Regions from separate parts of the Homo sapiens genome. Here region 2 is linked to region 1. A link is an interaction called in ENCODE POLR2A ChIA-PET data of the cell type or tissue named here. Cell type or tissue: IMR-90. All regions are shown on one strand. Region 1 has its middle 5.9 kb from the start of YWHAG. Region 2 overlaps MDH2 (malate dehydrogenase 2).

What was found. Peaks named below come from ENCODE experiments on the same cell type or tissue, not always from the same donor. Only the 100,000 strongest peaks of a DNase experiment are listed, where the experiment ranks them.
Region 2: POLR2A ChIA-PET joins it to region 1 with 7 read pairs; 5 of 35 experiments call an interaction of 5 or more read pairs at or near these places.

What each region holds. Positions count from the first base shown.
Region 1 is chr7:76,362,384-76,367,383 of GRCh38, reverse strand. No RefSeq gene overlaps it. Among named protein-coding and RNA genes, the nearest start is that of YWHAG, 5.9 kb to the right of the region's middle. RefSeq lists enhancers at 2,440-2,689, 2,215-2,902. In IMR-90, no CTCF peak of the experiment used is centred here; DNase peaks (open chromatin) are centred at 2,403, 2,643 and 3,083; H3K27ac peaks cover 1,279 bases.
Region 2 is chr7:76,052,225-76,057,224 of GRCh38, reverse strand. It overlaps MDH2 (malate dehydrogenase 2), which reads right to left. Exons shown (of 9, transcript NM_005918.4): 2 at 2,227-2,395. Among named protein-coding and RNA genes, the nearest start is that of MDH2, 6.6 kb to the right of the region's middle. In IMR-90, no CTCF peak of the experiment used is centred here; a DNase peak (open chromatin) is centred at 2,984; H3K27ac peaks cover 320 bases.

The DNA.
Region 1 (5,000 bases):
AGTCTATGTCTTTCAGGAATATGACCCCAGGGAAGACAGACTCATATACATCTGAGTGCTATATGGTGGTCTGGGCTCTTCTCTAGAGAACATGGCAGGAGAGCCCATGGGGACTGAGGAGAGAGTGGTTAGTTCAACTCAGTGTCTGAGTCTGAAGGATGAGGAGGTCTGGGTCTAATGGGGGTGGGCATAGAAGGAGCTTTCAGCACAAGGAACAGCTTTTGAAAAAGCCCAGACTGGGTCAGGCGCAGTGGTTCACACCTGTAATCCCAGAACTTTAGGAGGCCGAGGCGGGCAGATCACCTGAGGTCGGGAGTTCGAGACCAGCCTGACCAACATGGAGAAACCCCATCTCTAATAAAAATACAAAATTACCTGGGCGTGGTGGCACATGCCTGCAATCTCTTCTACTCAGGAGACTGAGGCAAGAGAATCGCTTGAACCTGGGAGGTGGAGGTTACGGTGAGCTGAGATTGTGCCATTGCACTCCAGCCTGGGCAACAAGAGCAAAACTCTGTCTCAAAAAAAAAGAAAGAAAAGAAAAAAAAAAAAGAAAAGAAAAAGCCCAGACTGCCCAGGTGTGGTGACTCATATGTATAATCCCAGCACTTTGGGAGGTAGAGGCAGGAGGATTGCTTGAGCCCAGGAATTTGGGACCAGCTTGGACAACTAAACATAGACCCTATCTCCACAAAAAAAAAAAAAAAAAATAGAAAATTTTTTTCTACTGGGCGTGGTGGTGTGAGCCTGTATTCCCAGCTGCTCTGAAGGCTAAGGCGGGAGGATCATCTGAACCTAGGAGGTCGAGGCTGCTAGTCCAGCCTGGGCGATAGAGCATGACCCTGTCTCAGAAGAAAAAAAAAAGATATTTTGGATTTTTCACTGGGGAGAATGGAAAGACACTGAGACAGGGCCATTAGCTGAAAAGCTGTTGCTATAAACTGGAAGATCTTAAGACGCATCCACCTGGTTCCTCTATTTTATAGATGCACAATCTGAGAACCAGAGAGGCAAAGTGATTTGCCCAAGGTCACTCAGGAAGATTAATGGCAAAGCCAGTGCTTCAACCTGTGGGTCCTGCCTCCTGGGCTCATGCCTCCTCCACTGGCCTGAGATCCTCAGAAGGAGAGGCAGGTTGCAGAGATTTCCTGTCATTCTTTGCCTCTGCTGCAGGACAGCCTGCTAAGGCAGTGACAGGGAAGTGTTCCCAGAGGACAGGGCGGGGAGCATTGCTGCTTGGCTTCAGAAGATGCTGCTGCTGCCTCTGCACTAATCAGGGAGCTTTCCAGCCACAGGAGGAAGCCAGAAGCCAGGGGATGGGGCTGCGGTGATTTATGACTGCACAGAAACAGCAGGACAATCATGTCCCTGGCTGTCCTGCATGTCTGCCAACCGAGCCGGACAGCATGCATTTAAAAGGTCATGTCCTCCAGTGCTGGAGAAGGGGCTGGAGGGTGCCCTTCGGTCAGGTTGGTCACTCCTTTCCTGAGCAGATGCCAAGGAGGGTAGATCCTGGACAGGAAACAATGCCTTTGCTGCTAAGAGTCTAGGAGGTCTGCCCGGGTTTGAATCCAGGCTCTGTTAGCTGAGACACGGAGAGGCTGTGTGATTTTTGGCTGATCACACAGCCTCTCTGTGTCTCTGCTTCCTTGTCTTAAAAAACAGGGGTGAAGCTGGGCGCGGTGGATCACACCTGTAATCCCAGCACTTTGGGAGGCCGAGGCAGGTGGATCACCTGAGGTCAGGAGTTCGAGATCAGCCCGGCCAACATGGTGAAACCCTGTCTCTACTAAAAATACAAAAATTAGCCGGGCGTGGTGGCACATGTCTGTAATCCCAGCTACTCAGGAGGCTGAGGCAGGAGATCACTTGAACTTGGGAGGCGGAGGTTGTAGTGAGCTGAGATCGCGCCACTGCACTCCAGCCTGGGCAACTGAGCAAGATTCTGTCTCAAAAAAAAAACCAAAAAACAAAAAAAAAACTGGCCGTGCACTGTGGCTCACGCCTGTAATCCCAGCTCTAACTCTTTGGGAGGCCGAGGCAGGCGGATCACCTGAGATCAGGAGTTCGAGACCAGCCTGACCAACATGGAGAAACCCCATCTCTACTAAAAATACAAAAATTAGCCGGGCATGGTGGCGCATGCCCATAATCCCAGCTACTCAGGAGGCTGAGGCAGGAGAATCGCTTGAACCTGGGAGGCAGAGATTGTGGTAAGCTGAGATCGTGCTGTTGCACTCTAGCCTGGGCAACAAGAGCGAAACTCCATCTCAAAAAAAAAAAGAAAAAAAAAGGAAGAGAAGAAAAAGAAAAAAAAAAAAGAAAAGAAGAAAAAAAAAAAAAGAATGCCAGTAGCTTCCATTTCAGAAGAACATGCTGAATCTAGAACTATGACTCATCACAGCTGGGTGGGGCACTTAGTGCTCCTTCAGTTTAATCTCACATTTTCAAGGTGGGGATATTAGACCCAGAGAAGGGACAGGTCTTGCCCGCAGAGCTAGGGGCCAGGCAGAAGCCAGAATGCTAGCTCTTAACGTCCTTGCTCCAGGTTTCTTTCTGCACCACCAGGCAGTGGAGGAGGAAGCCAGGATCTGAAGCCATTTGCTCTTTGTGATGTCGTCATGCCTCTTAAGCCGCCCTCTAAACAGCCAGGACCTGTGGGCAGCTGCAGCTGGAAGCATAGAGCTCTGCAAAATCAGAAGGGAAAGGAAGACAGGGCCAACTCTCCCCTGCACCACTGGAGGGGAGGCTCCGTGTGGAGGCTGCGGATGTCATTTCTGTTTGGCTGTGAAACATCCTTTTCTTTGCATCTGCTTTATTTTACTTTTTCCCAAACAGATTTGGCCTGAGCTGTTTTTTTTTTTTTTTTTTCCCCTTTGTGCATTAGACTGTTGGGGGAAGGAACTGAGGTGGAGAGGTCAGAGAGGTAGCCTGAAATGGGCCAGGAAGTTCCTGAGATTTCACATCTGGTCTTGAATCATGGACCTGTTTGAGCCACATGTGGGCAACCCAGGTTGGCGGTCAGGGCTCATTCCCACGGACTAGTGATGCAGGGGCCAGAAGAGCTCAGGCCTGCCCTGCAGGGAGGAAGAGAAAGGAAGAGGAATGACTTGGCGAACACTCATGCAAGAGACAGAAGGAAGTGGGAGGGTTTATTCACCAGCAGGATCGCATTTTGCTGGGTGGTGTGGTAAGAGAAGAGGGTCCGGGCCAGATCTTTTGTTGGAGGAGGGGGAGAAAACTATTTCTAGACTCTCTCCCCACTCAGTCCATCTCCTCCACCTCCTGCCGGTACAGTCTCCCCAAAGCACACTTTCTTCCCTCATTCATTTCTTTCTTTCTTTCTTTCTTTTAGAGACAGGGTCTTGCTCTGTTGCCCAGGCTGGAGTGCAGTGGCGTGATCACTGCTCACTGCAGCCTCCAACTCCTGGGCTCAAGCAATCTTCCTGCCTCAGCCCCCAAATAGCTGTGATGACCATGCCCAGCTAATTTTTAAATTTTTTTTTTTTGTAGAAATGAGGTCTTGCTATGTTGCCCAGGCTAGTCTCGAACTCTTGGCCTCAAGTAATCCTCCTGCCTTGGCCTCCTGAGTAGCTAGGACTACAGCTACATTCATTTCTTGTTTTTCTTTCTTTTTTTTTTCTTTTTTGAGACACAGTCTCACTCTGTCGCCCAGGCTGGAGTGCAATGGCACAATCTTGGCTCACTGCAACCTCCACCTCCTGGGTTCAAGCGATTCTCCTGCCTCAGCCTCCCGAGTAGCTGAAACTACAGGCACACGCCACCACGCTTGGCTAATTTTTGTATTTTTAGTAGAGACAGCATTTCACCATGTTGGCCAGGCTGGTCTCAAACTCCTGACCTCAGGTGATGAGCCCACCTCGGCCTCCCAAACTGCTGGTATTACCGGCGTAAGCCAGTGCACCTGGCCATATTCATTTATTTATTTCCTATTCTCTCTCTATGTACTTATCATGTGCCAGGTACTCTGCTGAGCACTGAGAAGCCAAGGTGAGGATGAAAAAGACAAAACCCAAATCTGATCATTTTCTGCCATTGTTAAAATCTCTTCACAGGCTTCCGATTAATTTCAGAATAGAAATTTAACTCCTGGGGCTGCCATTCAGTGCCCCTCATGTTCTGGCCCCTGACTCTATCCCCAGCCCCTTACCCATCACCCAGACACCAGATACATCAGATTCTTTGCCTATCAATAAATATTTCAGGGGAGATGGGTGTGGTGGTGCATGCCTGTAGTCCCCACTACTCAGGAGGCTGAGGTGGGAGGATCACTTGAGCCCAGGAATTAGAGGCTGCAGTGAGCTATGATCGTGCCACTGTACCCCAGCCTGGGCAACATAGTGAGACCCCCACCTCTAAAAAATAAGTACATAAATAAATAAGTCAGGGAGGAACTTGCCTTTGAGTCTTGCTACCTGTGCCTTTGCCTGCTCTCAAATCCTACACTCATTTAAAGGCTGGGTTGGAAATGTTACCAAACTCCCTGGAGAAGCTTTTCAGAATCTCTTCCTATGCAGCCTGAAAGAAGTTATTTTTTAAACAAAATATTTACAGTGCTTAACACACTCTGAATTCCTTGAGGACAGGGGTCCTCCAGCATCTGGCATAGAGCCTGCAATATTCCCCCATGGAAACTCTTTCATTCCACATTCTCATCCACACTTCATGTTTCCTATTTTATTTTTCACTTCTTATTGATTTTTTTGTTGTTATTTAGTTTTTATTTCATAGTCACAAACTTAACTCTGCAATCCACCCAGACATGGAAGGGAATAAGAAAATCATGGGACTCAAAGGGAACTGTAGCAAGAACACAAAGATGATAGGATACTGGGAGCAAATGGGGTGGATGGATAGGTGCTCTCCTGAGCTACTGAAGGAATGGTCTGGTGGTTAAGATAAAACACAAGTCAAATTTACTAGAGTTGTCCACAGTCAGCAATGGTGATTTTATTTTATTTATTTATTTATTTTTTAGA
Region 2 (5,000 bases), 310 kb after region 1:
CCCTTCTACCCTGCTTTCCCCAGCCTCTCCTTGCCCAGGCCCCAGCTAGAATGGGTCAGCCCTCCAGGTTTCCACAAAAGCGAACTGAGCCACTGCTTGTCTTCATCCTACTCGTGAGCATTGTAAGTCACACTTGGCCTCCAGTTAGAATGAGAGGAGCTGCTCATTCCCCATCACCACAATCCTGATGAAAACTCCTTTTTTTTTTTTTTGAGAGGGAGTCTTGCTCTGTCACCCAGGCTGGAGTGCAGTGGTGTGATCTTGGCTCACTGCAACCTCCACCTCCCGGCTTCATGTGATTCTCCTGTTTCAGCCTCCTCAGTAGCTGGGATTACAGGCATGGTCCACCACATTTGGCTAATTTTTGTATTTTTAGTAGAGAAGGGGTTTCACCAGGTTGGCAAGGCTGGTTTTGAACTCTTGAACTCAAGTGATCCACCCACCTTGGCCTCCCAAAGTACTGGGATTACAGGAGTGACCCACTGTGCCAGCCCAAACTCCTTGATCAGAAGGCACTGAAGGCCAGGAAAGAAAACGTCCTGTGCTGAAAGACTCTAAATATTACTATTTCGTTTACTCCTATCATCTGAAGGAAAAAGTATGTTTTCAAAGATTTCAGGGAAATTTGCTACAATATCCAAAATCTGCTTCGATCTTGACTTTTTCCTTAATGCAGGAGCCTTCTTAACCCGAATATACAGCCCAAAAGAAAATGGGCAACCCATTCAGAGAACTCTGGAAGGTGCACGAACATAAAATTTGCCAGGCAGCCTCCCCAGCTGTTCACACCAACTTAAGACTCATGTAAACACCATCAGACACGGTATCGCATACGCTGTCAGAGGGGAAAGAAATCAGTAGAATCTTTCTGGACAGCAATTTGGAACTTTATAGTAAAAGCTTTGAAATATTCATACCTACTAATTCTGTGTTTAGAACTCTAAGACTTCAACAAGATGTAAAGATAAAGATACGTACTGCAACTTACATTAATATATTTATATTTACAGAAGCAAACAGGAAACAGCCAATGGTCAACAGCAGAGCTATCATAAATGATAAATTACAGCTTTAAGAATAATTTTATCAAGAATTCGGGCTGGGCGCAGTTGCTCATGCCTGTAATCCCAGCACTTTGGGAGGCCGAGGTAGGTGGATCATTTGAGGTCAGGAGTTCTAGACCAGCCTGGCCAACATGGTGAAACCCCATCTCTACTAAAAACACAAAAATTAGCTGGGCATGGTGTTGCACACCTGTGGTCCCAGCTACTCGGGAGGTTGAGGCAGGAGAATCACTTGAACCCAAGATGGGGAGGTTGCAGTAAGCCAAGATTGTGCCACTGTATTCCATCTGGGACACAGAGGAAGACATGGTCTCAAAAAAAAAAAAAAAATTTGGTGACATGCAAAAATGTTGATACATTGTGAAGGTTAAATAAGCAGCATATATAAATATGCATATTTATGAAATTTTTTTTTTTTTTTTTGGAAACAGTGTCTCACTATCTCACCTAGGCTGAAGTGCAGTGGTGTAATCAGGGCTCACTGTAGCCTCAACCTCCTGAGCTCAAGTAATCCTCCCACCTCAGCCTCCCAAGTAGCTGGGACCACAGGTGTGCACTATCACGCCCAGCTAATTTTTGGACTTTTTGTTGAGATAGGGGTCTCGCCATGTTGCCTGGGCTGGTCTTGAACTCCTGGACTCAAGCAATCCTCCTGACTTGGCCTCCCAAAGTGCTGGGATTACAGGTATAAGCCACTGCACTAAGTCCAGTGAATCATTTTCCAGACAACATTTACTGAATATCCGACACTGCCTTCCACAGACGGGGAGGTTTCCCAAAGAGGCCGTGCTTTTTGAGAAGCTGGCAAGATAACCCTGGGGTGGAGGGAAGGTGGCCCGCAGCTGAGACCACCACCTTACTGTCCCCAAATCCTCACCAGAGGTTGCTGACACTTCCCTCTTCCCCATCCTCATACTACTTTTCAAATTAGAAAAAGTAGAAAATGGGATGATTAGGCTACCTCACATTTCTAAAAGACACCGCTGTTTCAATTTTTATAGACGCCAAGTCTAAAAGGGTGTAATCACTTGTAAAATTTAAATTTAAAACAGAGAAACCCCCGTCTCTAAACATTTAGTTTCATCTAAGAATCTTACTCAAAACTCGAATCCTGGCCTACTGGGGACAGGAAGCAAGTCTCCAGGGTCAGCGCGCCCAGTACCTTTCACAGCGGCTTTGGTCTCGATGTGGCTCAGATCTGCGGCCACTCCGGGTGTGTGCGCGATATCATAGAGGGTCAGGCGGCTCACCAAGGGGCTGTTCTTCAGGAGAAGTGAAAGTGGCTGCCCGATGCCTCCAGAGGCCCCTAGCACAGCTACTTTAGCATTGTTCTAAAAAGAGGCACAGAGAAAGGACTCTTAGGAGGAAATGAGCATGAAAAGGATTCACATGGTATCCTATAATGTTGCACTGGGCCTCTTTTTACTGCAGTTGCCAAAGCAAGATACAATCATTGTATTTGTAACAGTCTCATTCTGGAAGAATTCAGGACCTTCATTCCAAAGGTCCACTTTCAAATGGGGAGAATTTATGTCTGTAGAGTCTGTGATACTCAGGGTACTTCAAAACCCTCCTGAAAGATGAAGAACAAGCTGGACTCCATCAGGCAGCTGGACTGGTAACAGCAGCCTTCCCTTCAACCTGCAGCTTTATAAACTATAAACACACACTGAGTGCCTAGCAACAGGCCCTCCCGGTAACTGAGGTTGCAGGAAGATCCCTGCTGGCTCTGTAGGAGACAGGTAATGAGATGCATTAGGAGCAGGGAGAACACTGTCACAGAAGCCCCTTGTGCAAGAGGGCAGATGGGGTTGCGGCAATCAACTCCCTGCAGGGGTGGGGAATCAGAGAAGATTCATCCAGGCAGCAAACTTGTGGCTGGAGCCTCAGGCAGGACAAGGAGCTGCCTAACAAGAGGTGGAAGGGGTTACGTACGTTGCGAAAGACTCCAACCCTCCTGGTGAGTCAGATCTGTCATCTCGGGCTCCAGTATCTCACACTGGTTCTCCAGCCTAGGTGTGCATCAGAGCCACCTGCTGAGCTAATGAAGCCCACTCAGGACTAGGCTCCTGGAAGCGGGATGGGGCTTAGGCCTTGGCATTTTTGCCATTTTCCCCAGATGATTTTGATACCAAACAGTTTGAGAATCACTGTTTCATACCAGGCTAATCAGAAGAACAGGCAGCAAAGTAGCAGCTGGCCCTGGGCATTTCAGCTTGGAACAGTTAGGAAAGTGATGGGGTGAAAGTGACCCGGCCCCGCATCCAGCAATCACTCCCGTTATTCGAAGGCACTCTTCCCCTCTAGGTCTCACTCAAGGTCTGACCAAAATTACAGCCATACCCAGGGAGCTTGTTTCTGATCTAAACTCACAAATGAGAAGCACAGCCGATCCCTGGCAGGCAGGCAGGCAGGCAGCTACCAGTGAGGGAAGAGGCAAACAAAGTGGCAGACACGGGAACTCTCGGCACCGTGTGTGGTCATCTGGGGCCTGACAGCATCACTGCACAGTCTTCTACAGTAGCTGAGGCCAGCTAATAACAGGCTTTGGTTATCAGAAACCAAAACCCAACAAACCAAAATCCGAATCAAGACGCTTACCCAGTGGGTTTCTGCTCAGGAAATTAAACTGTGGAAGCATATACAACCAACATTTGAATTCAAACAGGTTTTTGAGTTTCAAGTTGGTGCTTTAAAGGTGAACCCCTGGCTGCCTGGAAACTTGAACCTGTCAGACCCGCTCAGAACCTGAGGTCGGGCAGGCTCAGCCTCACCCACTTCTGGATCTTCAGCTCTCACTCCCACATCTTGTGTGAGTCTCAGGGACTCCCAAATCCCAGCTCTGCATTCCCAGTTCTGTTAGGCGTTCCATGGGTTCCACAAACTCAACTGTCCATTTATCCTGCCCCCCTCCCTCCATCCCTGGTCCCAAATGGCACTTGTGTTCACTAAATGTAAACTTCTAGAACCATCTTCTGCCACCTCCTTCTTATCAGAGACATCAAGTCAGGACATGAAGAACTTGGCAGCTCAACCACCCTCCCAACCCGCTCCTCCTCTTCATTCTATTCCGTTATCTAACTTAGGTACTCAGCAACACCTCCAAAGCATGCTTTCCCAAAATCAAAGTCTTAATCATTTCACTCTCGTGCTCAGGCTGGCATGGTGGTATGCACCTGTAGTCCCAGCTACTCAGAAGGCTGAGGTGGGAGGATCACTTGAGCCCAGGAGTTGAGGCTGCCGTGAGCCATGATGGCGCCATTGCATTCCAGCCTGGGAAACAGAGCAAGATTCCATCTCTTTAAAAAAATATCTTCTGGGCTGGGCGTGGTGGCTCACACCTGTAATCCCAGCACTCTGAGAGGCCGAGGTGGATCACCTTAAGTCAGGACTTTGAGACCAGCTTGGCCAACATGGCAAAACCCCATCTCTACTAATAATAAAAAAAATTAGCCAGACATGGTGGCGCGCACCGGTAATCCTAGCTACTCAGAAGGCTGAGACAGGAGAATCGCTTGAACCCAGGAGGAGATCACACCACTGCACTCCAGCCTGGGTGACAGACCAACAGTCTATCTCAAAAAAAAAAAAAAAAAAATCTTCCAAAGCTTTCATGCCTCCATCACTCAGCCAGGGCAGTGGTTCCACAGGGGAGTGGCCAAGACAATCCCACCAGGGTGGAGGATGAAACTGCTGCAATGAGTGTATCTTTTTTTTTTTTTTTTTTTTTGAGATAGGGTCTCCCTCTCTCACCCAGGCTGGAGTGCAGTGGTGCGATCTTGGCTCACTGCAACCTCTGCATTTTCGGTTCAAGCCATCCTCCCCACCTTAGCTGTAGCTGGGACTACAGGTACACACCACTCATTTTGTAGAAATGAGGTTTTGCCACACTGCCCAGGCTGGTCTCAAACTTCTGAGCTCAAGTGCTGGGATTAT